Regions from separate parts of the Homo sapiens genome. Here region 2 is linked to region 1. A link is a contact called in ENCODE Hi-C or POLR2A ChIA-PET data. All regions are on one chromosome and are shown on one strand. The core of a region is the stretch at or near the end of the contact, and the rest is flanking DNA. Distances in the headings are between cores, read along the strand shown. Region 1 has its middle 22 kb from the start of AKR1B1. Region 2 holds the start of AKR1B10 (aldo-keto reductase family 1 member B10).

The links. Hi-C counts contacts between places; a loop is a spot of excess contacts on that map. ChIA-PET counts read pairs that join two places held with the same protein, here RNA polymerase II (POLR2A). Pooled maps may share reads with other maps.
Region 2: a loop to region 1 is called in a map of PC-9, with 10 times the contacts of the local background. The contact joins the promoter of AKR1B10 here to the enhancer-like site in region 1. A Hi-C loop is called at or near these places in 6 of 168 maps with a recorded cell type or tissue (Calu3, MCF 10A, PC-3 and 3 more) and 5 of 50 pooled maps. POLR2A ChIA-PET finds 5 or more read pairs at or near these places in 3 of 52 experiments (PC-9, Panc1 and activated CD4-positive, alpha-beta T cell).

What each region holds. Positions count from the first base shown.
Region 1 is chr7:134,477,396-134,483,861 of GRCh38, forward strand. No RefSeq gene overlaps it. Among named protein-coding and RNA genes, the nearest start is that of AKR1B1, 22 kb to the left of the region's middle. RefSeq lists a silencer at 2,222-2,516. Within about 2 kb of position 3,461, at least 3 of the 41 ENCODE cell types and tissues checked have a DNase peak (open chromatin) inside an H3K27ac peak, as active enhancers do; they include PC-9, Panc1 and endothelial cell of umbilical vein, where a contact is called at or near this core.
Region 2 is chr7:134,522,846-134,529,621 of GRCh38, forward strand. It overlaps AKR1B10 (aldo-keto reductase family 1 member B10), which reads left to right and starts at 4,722. Exons shown (of 10, transcript NM_020299.5): 1 at 4,722-5,132. The coding sequence starts at 5,067.

The DNA of each region.
Region 1 (6,466 bases), core at 2,211-4,710:
GAAAAGGATCCTTTTTTTTTTGTTCTGGGCAGTAGTTTTCAACAGTGGGTTTAAAATATTCATGTTGTAAACCATGCTGTAAACAGATTTGTTGTCATCCAGGCCTTGTTGTTTCATTTATTGAGCAGGCTGAGCAGATTTTGCATAATTCTTTAGGGCCCTAGGATTTTCAGAATGACCCATGAGCATAGGCTTCAACTTAAATTCGCCAGCTGCATTCACCCCTAACAAGAGAGTCAGCCTGTCCTTTGAAGTTTTGAAGCCAGGCATTGACTTGTCCTGTCTAGCTATGAAGAGTTCTAGATGGCGTCTTCTTCCTGTATAAAGTTGTTTCATCTACACTGAAAATCCATTGTTTAGTGTGGCCACCTCCATCAATAATCTTAGCTAGATTCTCTAACTTGCTGCAGCTTCTGTATCAGCACTTGCTGCTTCATCTTGTACTTTATTACAGAAATGGCTTCTTTGCTTAAACCTCATGAACCAATCTCTGTTAGCTTCAAGTTTCTCTTTTGCAAGTTTCTTACCTCTCTCAGCCTTCATAGAATTGAAGAGAGTTAGGGCCTTGTTCGGGATTAGGCTTTGGCTTAAGAGAATGTTGTGGCTCATTTGATCTTCCATCCAGACCACTGAAACTTTCTCCATATCAGCAATAAAGCTGTTTTGCTTTCTTATCATTTATGTGTTTACTGGAGCAGCAGTTTTAATTTCCTTCAAGAGCTTTTTCAAAGAACTGTGCATTCACAACTTGGCTAACTATTTGGCACAAGAGACCTTGCTTTCAGCCTGTCTCAGCTTTTGACATTCCTTCCTTGCTAGGCTTAGTCATGTCTTAATCTACTTAGCTTTTGATTTAAAGTGAGAGATGCGAGACTCTTCCTTTCATTTGAACTCTTAGAAGTCACTGTAGGATTATCAATTGGCCTAATTTTAATATTCTTATGTCTCAGGGAGTAGGGAGGCCCAAGAAGAGGAAGAGAGATGGGGGAACGGCTGGTCAGTGGAGCAGAACACACAACATTTATCGATTAAGTTTGCCCTCTTATATGGACACGGTTCATGGAATCCCAAAACAATTGTAACAATAACATAAAAGATCACTGATCAGAGATAATGATAACAGATATAATAATGATGAAAAAGTTTGAAATATTGTGAGAATCACCAAAATGTGACACAGATACTCAAGTGAGCACTTGCTGTTGGAATAATGGCACCAGTAGACTTACTTGACTCAAGGCTTCCATGAAACTTCGGTTTGTAAAAATGCAATCTGTGAACTGCAATAATAAAGTGAAGCGTCATGAAATGAGGTGTGCCTGTACAAATGGATGAAAGGTAGATACAAAACTGGTTAAATTCACGCCATTAGTATGGCTCTATTTTACAAGTACCAGAGCTTGTTTGACAAAAGAACACTCATTTCATGTTAGGCAAAATATAATGTATGTTCATATGCATGGAAATCTCTGGAAAACCAAACATAAAATTAATAGTCAATGTGTATTTATCACCCTCTACTGGAAGTTGAGTAGGACTGCTCTTCCTTTCTTGAACTGATAATAAATTGAGTAACAGACACCAGGCACATGAAGATCAAAATATCAGCTTGGTTTCTGACAAGGTTGAATTGCAGAAGGTAATTTGATCTTTGTCTATAGACTCCACCAAATGCCCCCCTGGAATGAATGTGCCCACCAGTGTCAGGCGAAACTGGACCACTGTGACTCCCTCTCAGAGGTAGATCACCTGGGTGGAAAGTATGTGCAACCTGAAGATAGCATTCTTTCTCAGAGAGAGAGAGAGAGAGCAGATCCAAAAGAGGCTGTGCCAAGTGCACACAATTCCTTTTTCTGATTTCATCAGATAAAACACTCCACCACCCTCAGAAGAGAGTAAGTGATGAGCTGGATGAAAGAGAATAGGTGTTATCTTGTAACGATTTTCCCAAGAGCAGAACCTACTTTATGGGGGTAAAGTAGAATCTGGAGAAATGTAGCAGAGAGGTCCCATGAAATGGTTTGCATGAAAGGCAATATGCTAAGTGTTTCATATGGCAAGGTGACAGGTAGTGAGGTAGTCTGAGTCTAGAGACTCCATACAAAACCTCCAGGCTGCGTGGACACTTCCAGACCCTGAGGAAGAGCAGTCACAAGGGGCCAGCTTGGATGAAGGGGCTGATCTCATCACAGGAGTGTCACATACACATCACCACTGAAGCATAAGTGATGCACCCTTCTCTCCACCTTTAGTGTCTGGACAAAGATGTTCTAAAATGGAGGAGGTGTTTTGTGAAATTGCCTCCTCCGTGCAGCCTATTTCCATCCAGGTTTCTCTAGTCCTCTTGATATCCTGAAAGGTGGGTATGGTTGCTATCTTACAGATGAGACATTTAAGGCCCAGAAGGGTTCAGTAGCTTGCCCAAGACCATACAGAACTACTCAGGGAATGGAGCCAAGATTGAATGACTTTAGAAAGCTCCTTCACTTTTCACCTTATCTAATTGCCAACTAGAGAATTATTTCCCAAGAGCTTGAAACTGGTTGGAGAGTGTGACAATACTAACTGATCTACACCTTAAGTAGGATGGGTTATACGATCTATACATAGAAAAGCCCCGTGGTGAGGGAGCTATGCATATGTGATGAATTTAGAATTTCTTTCTTTGCCTGTTTCACCTAAGTGCCTAGAACAAAAATGTGTTTCTTTTTTCATGGACTTTTCAGAAAGAGGCTTTAGCTATGTAGTAGTCTTGAGTGTCAGGTAGTCATGAGAATACAAATCTGTCAGCCATAAATATCCAGAGCTTTTTTGTGATACTAGCTTAAGGGCCTGGTGTTTCACAGTTACAGGTCCTTGATGGGCCAAGAAGGACTCAAGAAGAGAAACTGTATTGAGCTGGAAGAAATGACAGTGATGGATAACAGTGGAAGATGAATGTGGATATGATTTGATAGAACTTGGGTGTGGGCAATTCTTCCATTTCTTATTTAAAAATTCAAGTAGCTAATGGTTTAATAATTTAATAAAGAGTTGTAATTTTATAGGAAGATGGAAGGCCATTTATTGCTGGGATTTTTGCCAGACACTTCATATATTATCCTTCTTAATCCTCAAAAGAACCTACAAAAGTAGGTTGTAATAGCTCTGCCTCTGTCTCTCTTTCTTTCTCTGTCTGATTTTTAGCACATGAAAATGTTTAGGCTTAAAAAAGATTAAGTAACCTAAGTATACAGGTCAAAACCCACATTACTTTCAATATATAATACATTCCAAAAACTTAGCTTCTTAAAACACTATAGAGTTACAATGAGCAGTTCACATACATTGTCTTCTTAAGCCTTCACCTGACCCCTTGGAGTTAGTCTTTATATTGCTCACTTTGTTGATGATAAAGCTGAAGCTCAAAAAACTTATTTCTTACAGCCAGTAAAAAGCAGAGTTGGAATTCAAATGCAGGTCTTCTGACATCCAATATCAAGCTCTGTCCTCACTGTTCCACTGAAATCGGCGACACATTCCTTTTCACCCACAGGAAGCCTTTCTGTGTGAGTCATAACTTTGCATACAGAACAAAGCTGGCTGCCTAAGGACAGATGGGGGTTCATGGCCTTAGACCTTGAAAATCAAAATCTGCAAAGTGAGGCCAACATCAATATTGTAAAAAAAAAAAAAAACCCCTTTGGGACAAGTAATTGTGGATAGCAGCTCCAGAGTGCATTGTTAAAGGAAACTAGAACCTTTGGCATCATCCCAAATCAATTACATTGATATTAAGGAAGATAACCAGGATCTTTCTCCACATATACCTGGTTGCTCTTATGAGATACATAACTAGATAATCATTACATCTGTAAAGTCTAGACATTGGCACTGATTTTGTATCTTCTTTTTCTCTCCCTATTTATTTTCTTCACACATCCATCTCCTACATTAAGCTGCTTCATAATTGCACTTGGCAGCACCTGCCCAGCTAAAATTAAGTTTCAGGCCGGGCATGGTGGCTCATGCCTGTAATCCCAGCACATTTGGAGGCTGAGGAAGGAGGATCACTTGAGCATGGGAATTCAAGACCAGCCTGGGCAAGAGAGCGAGACCCCACCTCTGCAAAAAAAAAAAAAAAAAAAAGACTGAGCCTGCAGGTCGAGGCTGCAGTGAGCCATGATTGTGCCACTGCACTCCAGCCTGAGACTCTGTCTCAATAAAATAAATAAAATATAAAACAAAATAAAGTAAAATAAAATTTCACTGATAACAAAAGGCAGCATGTTATGGAAATTGACAAGGATTCTTTGCTTGGCCAAACTTCAGTCAGGCTTCTAAATCTTCTACTAGGCCCATCTGTGCACTTCTTTGTAAAATCCAGTTCTACCAAACAGCTCTACTTAGTCAGTTGTGCAAGAAACCCCCATCCTCAATATCTGATCAACTCGATATTTGATCAGTTTCCTCCACAGCTCCAGGTGATGTCTGATCACCCTGGCCAGGAAAACAGTCAAGGGTTCCTAAAAGAGGATGCGGGAATAAAAGACATGGTAAAAATCATTTTTTTCACAATAAGAAACCCCGGGCAGTTTTGGAAGGCTTCCCATTGTCTGACATGCACCCCTCAGTCCTAGCTATCTGAAAGAAAAGGAGAAAGAGCCTTCAAGGATCTCAAGGCACATAAAATGGAATCTGCTCTTCTTGTTTGGATCAATTTCTCACATCCAGGATAAATTGTCTGTAGGTACGGAGGTAGGTACACTTCATTAGGTGAAAAATGGAATATTTAAAAATACCTATTTTAAAATAAGATTCTACTTATCTCCTGTCTGGAAATCAGAAGCAAGAGGAGCATAACTTTGATACGGAGTAGTTCTCATGGAACTTAAACTTTTAAAATGTTCTTATTCTTCTTCCACTTTTTAAATACATCACTTCATCCTTGTAAATTCAATTTTAAAAAGCTGCCACAAGGGTTAAAAGTATAGCAATACCATAGGAGTGTGCAAAGTGGCAGGCTTCATAAAGCTAAATGAAACCAAACCAAGTCAAGTCAATGTAGTTCAACTAGCATGTATTGCACCATGTACCAGCCTCCTGGGCCTCAACGAACTTACACCCTGGCTTAGAGCAAACGTGCAGAGTTAGCCTCATGTATTAATCAGTTCTTGTATTTCTCACAGTGCTGAAGGCTAGAAGTTCAAGATCAACGTGTCAGCATGGTCCAGTTCCAGTGAGGGTTCTCTTCCTGCCTTGCAGATGGCCACCTTCTCACTATATCTTCCCATAACTGAGAGAAACAAAAAGAACAAGCTCTCTGGTATCTCTTCTTATAAGGCCACTAGTGCCATAATGATAGACCCACTCTCATACCTCATCTAAACATGATTACCTCCCCATTAAAATAATTACTTTGGAGGCCATTAGGCTGAGGCAGCTCTGCCACCTTGAGTTGCTACATCAGCAAACTGAAGCCTAACTTAGTGTAAATAGTAAAACAAAATTTAACTAATCAGAGATTACCAGCTAACCTCCAACTAGCAACTTTGTCAATCAGAAACTGCCAACTATCCTCTAACTAGGGATTTTCCACTTGAATCAATCAAATATTTTCTTTGTCTTGCTTCTATAAACACCTTACAAAAGTTTCCCCTTGTGATCTCTTGGTAGAGCCCTGAACTGCTTGGGGTCTGGTGCTGCCCAATTCATGAATTGCTACTTGTTCAAATAAATTTTTCAAATTTTTTATGTGTCTAAGTTTTAAACCTTTTAATACCCCCAAGGCCCTACCTCCAAATACCATCATATTGGAGATTATGGCTTCAATGGGGACACTGGGGAGTGGGGGTGGAAGGGGACAGTTTTCATAGAGGGGTCCTATTTGTCCTAGCTCTTGAGTAACACTGTGTGAAGAGTTTGGGGAGAACATCTAAGAAGGTACTGGGGAAAGGGAGAAGAAAATATGGCCAGAAAGGTAAACTGGTACAGATTGTTTAGGTTTTGAGTGCCAAGCAAAGGAACCTTAACTTCTTGTGGATGTGGAATATTCTGGGAATTACATCAGAAAATCAGAGTGTGTGCATTGCAGAGTAGTATCAGCGATGCTGCCCTGAAGAAACAGTGATGGAATTTTCACTAAGTAAATAGATGGTTCTGTTGACTCAGCACTGATTGGTGTGAGTGGACATACCATTGCTTATTGTAGGTGTCGTTCTCTTTGTTTGAATGTTGGGGCTATTTCTTTGTTCAATTCTCCCAATGTTTTCTAAGTAGCTAGCAATAATTTCTAAAATTCTTGCCTAGCTTAGCTATGCTAAGGGAATCCAAAAGAAAGGATATTTTTGTTTCAACTTGAGCTAGAATTGTAAACTGTACTCAGGGAAATCTGGGCATGGTAGTGAAGGGGACACTAAATATTAGCACTCAAAGAGGAAGGAGAAGCCTGGGGGACAGAGGTAGCTGCTTGGTCAACTTCTCCTCC
Region 2 (6,776 bases), core at 3,472-5,971, 47 kb after region 1:
CTTTGGGAAGTGAGATATTCAGTGTGAGAGAATGAAGAAACATAAGACAGGTGAGATTAAGCCTTGAAGTTCTTAACTTGAATCAGAAATGTCCATTTGAAGTCGTGTTTTTTTTTGTTTTGTTTTGGTTTTTGTTTTTTTTTTGAGATGGAGTTTCACTCTTATTGCCCAGGCACGAGTGCAATGGTGCAATCTCCGCTCACTGCAACCTCCGCCTCCCAGGTTCAAGTGATTCTCCTGCCTCAGCCTCCTGAGTAGCTGGGATTACAGGCATGCACCACCTTGCCCAGCTAATTGTTTCTTGTATTACTAAAAATACATGGTAGGTTTTTTAAAAGGTATTTCCTACCTCTTTCTACTGAAAAGGCCTGGAAGCAAGATTCAATTCAATTGCAAAGAATGATTCTAGTTCCCTAATTGTGGTTTCTAAATATCAATTTCCACTAAAAGGAAATCTCCTTGGATAAATGTAGGTCTGGAACAGGAAAGCAATGAAGTTACCAAAGGCTATAAAGATTACATGAAAAGAATGCAAAAGCCAATTTGAAGTGCTCTCAGTGGCAAAGAGGATAATTTGGGCATCAATAAGAATAGCAATAGATTATAACATTGAATATATTTAAATTCATGAATTCAAAGAACACTAAATGACAACTAATCTGTCACCTTGGAGGGTGCTTGGAAACCTCCTTTTAAAAACTAAAATAAAAGAATGAATCAATCATTATTCAGTGTTCCTATTCAAACTATACCTCAGGGTAGCCAAATAATTGATTAGGAGAAATTTCTCCTTAAAGAAGTATGCCAGCTAATACATGAAGAAAGAATGGTATAATTAGTATTTCACTGTTTTGTAATGTTATGAAATAATGGATTTAAGTAATGATCATCAATGACTACTGTAAATAATACAAATAAATAAATACAAATAAAGAGGCAGCCAGTCATTCCACCGGAATAGAAGAATACAATGTATAGGAAGTAGCCAAAAAACAAAACAAAACAAGAATTGGATCTGGATTTTATCAAGCCTCTAGGTCTTATTAGTGTTGCCAAGATATTTGGGGGATAGAGTGACATGATAAATACATTTCTGGGAATGCAATAATCAGCAGAATCCAGAGGGCGGGAAACTATAGAGAGAAAGTGATTTTTTGTTTGTTTGTTTTGTTTTGTTTTTTGGCTTTTTTTTTCCTTTCTTTTCTTTTTTTTTTTTTTTTGAGACAGTGTCTTACTATGTCATCCAGACTCCCGGGCTCAAGCAACCATCTGGCCTCAGCCTCCTGAGTGGCTGAGACTACGGGCATGTGTCACCATGCCCAGCTAATTGTTTCTTGTATTTTTCATAGAGACAGGGTCTCGCTATGTTGCTTCTGGCCTCAAGTAGTCCTCCTGCCTCAGCCTCCCAAAGAGCTGGGATTACAGGTGGTGTGAGCCACCACACCCAGCTAACAAATACAGCACAAGGAGAGAAGGTGGGGACGTGTAGTTTTGCATATTTTCAAAATATTTCATAATAAAAAGATTTTTGAAAAATTAAAAAACAAAACTTTGGTGCTCTCAAATAAAATAAAAAATGTTAACATGCACAGGGGATTCAGATTTTGTGATCCTGAAGTTGTACGATCGGGGTTTTCTTTTAAAGAATACAAAATTAAGAATTCAATGTTAGGTACAAAGCCTAAGATGGTGCTCATGCAAGTGAAGGCAACTGAAGGTCAAGTTTTGTTACCTTCATGGTAAATCCAACTCCATGATCACAGCTTTGCAGCTCCTGACCCTCTGGTACCTGCATATCAGTCTAGCTTTAACTCTGCTGGGCACCCTGTAAGTCTACTCTCTGAGCGTCCCCACACTGGCTTCCTCCCGTTCTTCCAATGTATCTTAGTCGCTTCCACCCCTTGGCTCACACTGTTCTGCCCAGAAACTTCTCTGCACTCCCACAATTCTTGGAATTGTTCTTTTTCCTCCCTGTTTCAGATATATTAGTTGCTGCTTCCTCTGTTTCTTAGAGAAATGGATGAGAATGAAAAGCGGCACTACTCGTTCATTTTCCTTCTAAAAATAATTTTGTCTCAATTTTGTATGTACTTAATTTTAACAAAGTAAAACTTCTTATGCACATATATTCATCAGATTTAAAAAATGAGAGTTTCTTAAGGGTACAAAACCAGGAATAGATTGGTAAATTCATGAAGCTAGAAAGTAGCTAATCAAAACTCTTATGAAAACTTCTGGGGTTGATTAAGAATAGCCATAATTCTGTGTAACAAATCCCCTCAAGAGGTGAAATCTATTTCCCTACTCCTTGGCCCCGTCCTGGCCTTGAGACTTGCTTTGATCAATAGAAGGTGACAGAAGTGACACTGCACACATTCCAAGGGTAGGCCTCCTACAATGCTGCTACCTATGAACAAGCCCAAGTTAGCCTCATGGAAAATGAAAAACACATAAAAAGGGTCCCTGCCTTCCCTGACATCCCAGTCCACCCCAGTGAAGCCCACAGAGGTGAGAAAACCCAGCTGACAGACACCACGTGGTTCTGAGACCGGCTTATCAGCTGATTCCTGCCCAAATTGCCAACCCACAAAATCACAAGCAAATAAATGGTTGCTGTAATAACCAGTTTGTTTGTTACACGAAAACAGCTAATCAATATACCTTCTTAATCTCAATTATCTAAAAAAGATATCCCTTCTCACTGATTCATAGCTAAGTGGTTCTGGAAGGAATGTTATTATGAACAATACACATTTCTTTATTCTGTGCATCACATGAAAATGGTCAGAATCAAAATGGAGTCACTAATGTTAAAAAACAAACAGAAGACTCTGACAAATACAGCTGGGAAGACCATGAAAAGAGGGTTCTAATGGTTGTACACCTGAAAACCAAAAGTACCATGAAAGACGGTGAAAACCACAACCTTGAGCAAAGGCCATTGCAACTGAACACAAAACATACTCTGCAAGGACCTCTGAACAACTGCGTGTCCAACCTCAGACTAACACCACTTTCATGATTGATCTTTGGAGCCAAGGCTAATTATTTCAAAGCAATTAGATAATCCTCATTTTTTCCTTGAAAAGTTTTGTCTTCCTTTATTTCCCCAAATATACACATAGTTTACTGTGGCATGCATATTCCCATTGCAGTGCTCTATTCCCAGAGAAATATTTTTCTTGTAGGGACCCTCTCTCTGTTATTTAGGTTGACAGTCACTAAGGATTTACTATTTCAACAATACTAGCACTGCATGTCATCCAGTATACACTGGGAAAATAAAGTGCCGCAAGTGCATATCCAGGAGACTTTGTGGCCACCAGATTATGAGGAATGCATGTATTTAATTATTTATTTTTGGGACAGAGTCTGTCTCTGTCGCCCAGGCTATAGTGCAGTGGCACCATCTTGGCTCACTGCATTCTCCACCTCCCAGGTTCAAGGGATTCTCAGGCCTCCCAAGCAGCGGGGACTATAGGTACGTGCCATCATGCCTCGCTAATTTTTGGATTTTTAGCAGAGACAGGGTTTCACCATGTTGGCCAGGCTGGTCTCAAACCCCTAAGCTCAAGTGATCTACCTGCCTCGGCCTCCCAAAGTGCTGGGATTACAGGTGTGAGACACCATGCCCGGCCCATGCATTATTATTAATGTTGAAGTAGATAATTTAACAAACATCAATGAAGTATAAGATTTTTCACTCATAGTTGCAAAATATCATGCCAATTGCCTTCTATGAGCTGTCATAAGCCACAGCCTAGAGATTCAATTCCATTTCAAGATTCAACCAAAGCCAACTCATCAACAAGAACATGTAAAAGACAGAAAAACCCACTACCGGCAGGCTGAAACAGATGCTGTGACGTGGCCCTGGCCTGTCATGGCGTGTCACAGCATGGCACAGGCCTATATCATGTTCCCTAGATTGCTGACTACCAACTAGTTACAGCTGACTCCAATCAGGTCGGGATTTGACCATCTCTGCACTGAACCTGCAATTGCAACTTTTAAAATTGAAACGCTGCTTCTCACCTCTCCTCCCTAGACTCTATTTCACAGAGGAAACCATCACAGGGAAAGCAAGCCCTTGTTTTTTCTTCCTTCTTTGCTTTGCTTTCTTTCTCTCCTTCCTTCTTTCTTTCCTTCCTCCCTCCCTCCCTCCCTCCCTCCTTCCTTCCTTCCTTCCTTCCTTCCTTCTTTCCTTTCTTCCTTCCTGCCTTCCCTTCTTTCTTTCTTTTTTTTGAGACAGGGTCTCACTGTCTGTCGCCCAGGCTGGAGTGCAGTGGCATGATCTAGGCTCATTGCAACCTCCGCCTCCCAGGTTCAAGTGATTCTCCTTTCTCAGCCTCCCAAGTAGCTGGGATTGCAGATACGTGCCCCCACGCCCGGCTAATTTTTGTATTTTTAGTAGAGGCAGGGTTTCACTATGTTGGCCAGACTTCTTTCCCTCCCTCCTCCAACTCTTCTTTTCTTCCTTGCTGTCTCCCTCCCTACCTTCCAACTTTTGGCTGTGTTGAATTTGTTGACTCATCCTGAACAAGCAGAAACTCCAATGATACTGTCACCTAAGAGAGAACTTTGCACAAGGTTGCCATGTTTAATAATTCATTCACAGAATCCTCAATCTCACAAAAGCCTGGAATGGATTTCCTGTTTGGTTATGGCAGGGAAGCTACTGTGGCCAGGCTCCAACTCCTCCCACTGTAGATAGCAGCAGCCTTCTTAAGCAGCCTGTGGCCGGGCACAGTAGCTCACACCTGTAATCCCAGCACTTTGGAAGGCCGAGGTGGGCGGATCACCTGAGCTCAGGAGTTTGAGACCAGCCTGTCTCTACTAACAATATAAAAATTAGCTGGGAGTCACGGTGGGCGCCTGTAATCCCAGCTACTCGGGAGGCTGAGGCAGGAGAATTGCTTGAACCCAGGAGACAGAGGTTGTAGTGAGCTGAGATCGCACCACTGCACTCTAGCCTTGGCAACAGTGCAAGACTGTCTCAAAAACAGCAACAGAGAGCAGGACGTGAGACTTCTACCTGCTCACTCAGAATCATTTCTGCACCAACCATGGCCACGTTTGTGGAGCTCAGTACCAAAGCCAAGATGCCCATTGTGGGCCTGGGCACTTGGAAGGTAAATATGCAAATCTTTGCACACCCTTCTTCTCTGGAGGGGCGTTTGGGTGTTTTCTCTTTCTGCATTCAGCCAGGAAAGCCTGGAGGTCGGGCAGGGGTTGGAGAGGTAAGATTCAGCCCTGGAGCCAGGACTTAGGTTGCTTTCTTTTCTCAGAGCTGATTCAGGCTGCAAAGCTCCAAGGCTGGCTTTCCCAGCAGTGATGAGAGCTTCTCTAGCAAGTATCAAATTTCAAGCAGCTGTTGGACTTAAAACTGTTTTCCAGGGCAGTTTCTCTCTCTGGTTCTAGGACACTTAATTGGGCTCAACGTTTCCCCCAAGTCTTGGCTGTGGGTTTGTTGTGGGCTGGGTGGTTGAGGAGAGGATGCAGAGCCCGAAGTCCTTGGCACCCCTTTGCAGATCACGGTGTGAGACTTGGGCTAGCAGCATCCCTATGACCTGGAAACTTGCTAGAAATGCAAACTGGCCAGGTGTGGTGGCTTATCCCTGTAATCCCAGCACTTTGGGAAATCCAGACGGGAGGGTTGCTTGAGCCCAGGAGTTGGAGACCAGCCTGGGCAACATGGCAAGAATCCATTTCTACAAAAAATAAATAAATTTTCTGGGCATGGTGGCACGCACCTGTAGTCCCAGCCACTTGGGAGGCTGAGGTGGAGATTGAGTGTTGAGCCTGAGGGGTCAAGGCTGCAATGAGCAGTGATTGTGCCACTGCACTCCAGTCTGGGCAACAGAGTGAGATCCAAGAAAGCAAGAAAGAGAGAAAGAGAGAGAGAGAAAGAAAGAGAGACAGAGAGAAACAAAATGCAGAGTCTCAGGCTCCAACCCAGGCTACCTAATGGGCATCTGCACTTTAACAAGATCCCTACGTGGTTCCTGTACACATTGAAATCTGCAACATGCTGGGGCTGCAGAGAGCCTGGGCTGGGAGTCGTGAGCACCACCCGGCTGTGTTAACGACAGCTGGCAAAATGTGGTAAGGCACATCCAGGACTCAGTGAGGCAGGTTCCCGAGCCTCTGTTAGGCTAAGTTTCAAGTTGTTCCATCACCACCTCCCTCTGCCTTCTTTGCCATTTCCATCCATGATAGCACTACCCTAACTAGTGATGAGAAGCAGTCTTTGGAGTTCCTCTTCTCTCCTGTCCCTCATGGCTAATGTCCCTGCTGAGACTTCTGCCTCTGGCTCTCTTTCCTTCTGTGCACCCTGATTTTTCTTCTCTTCTGTCCCAAGCTAGAGGTTAGGACCCTCTGCTGCAGCACTGGGTCATCCTCAGGATACATTCTTGGTGTATCTGGAGGAACAGATCACTTCCAGCTTGATTCATGCAGAGCGTCTCTTGCTTGAATAGCAAGATTTGCCCAAAATCAGACCTTCAATCCTGTATAAACAGAATAAATAATCACTTCCAGATCTCCAGGGAATCTACTCACCCTGGGTGAGTTTACCAGACAGTTTCATAATTTTGGAATTGAATGAAAGAATTATGAAGGGAGCTGTCTTCAACACGTGGGGATGATAGACTAAAGGATTATGAACTTAGCAGTGGAGGTGAAGAAGGGTGTAGCGTAGCGGTTGGGGGCACAGGGCTGCTTCTGGGTGCCTGGCAGCAGCTCGTTTCTTGTCCAGGTGGTAGGGTAGCTGTGCA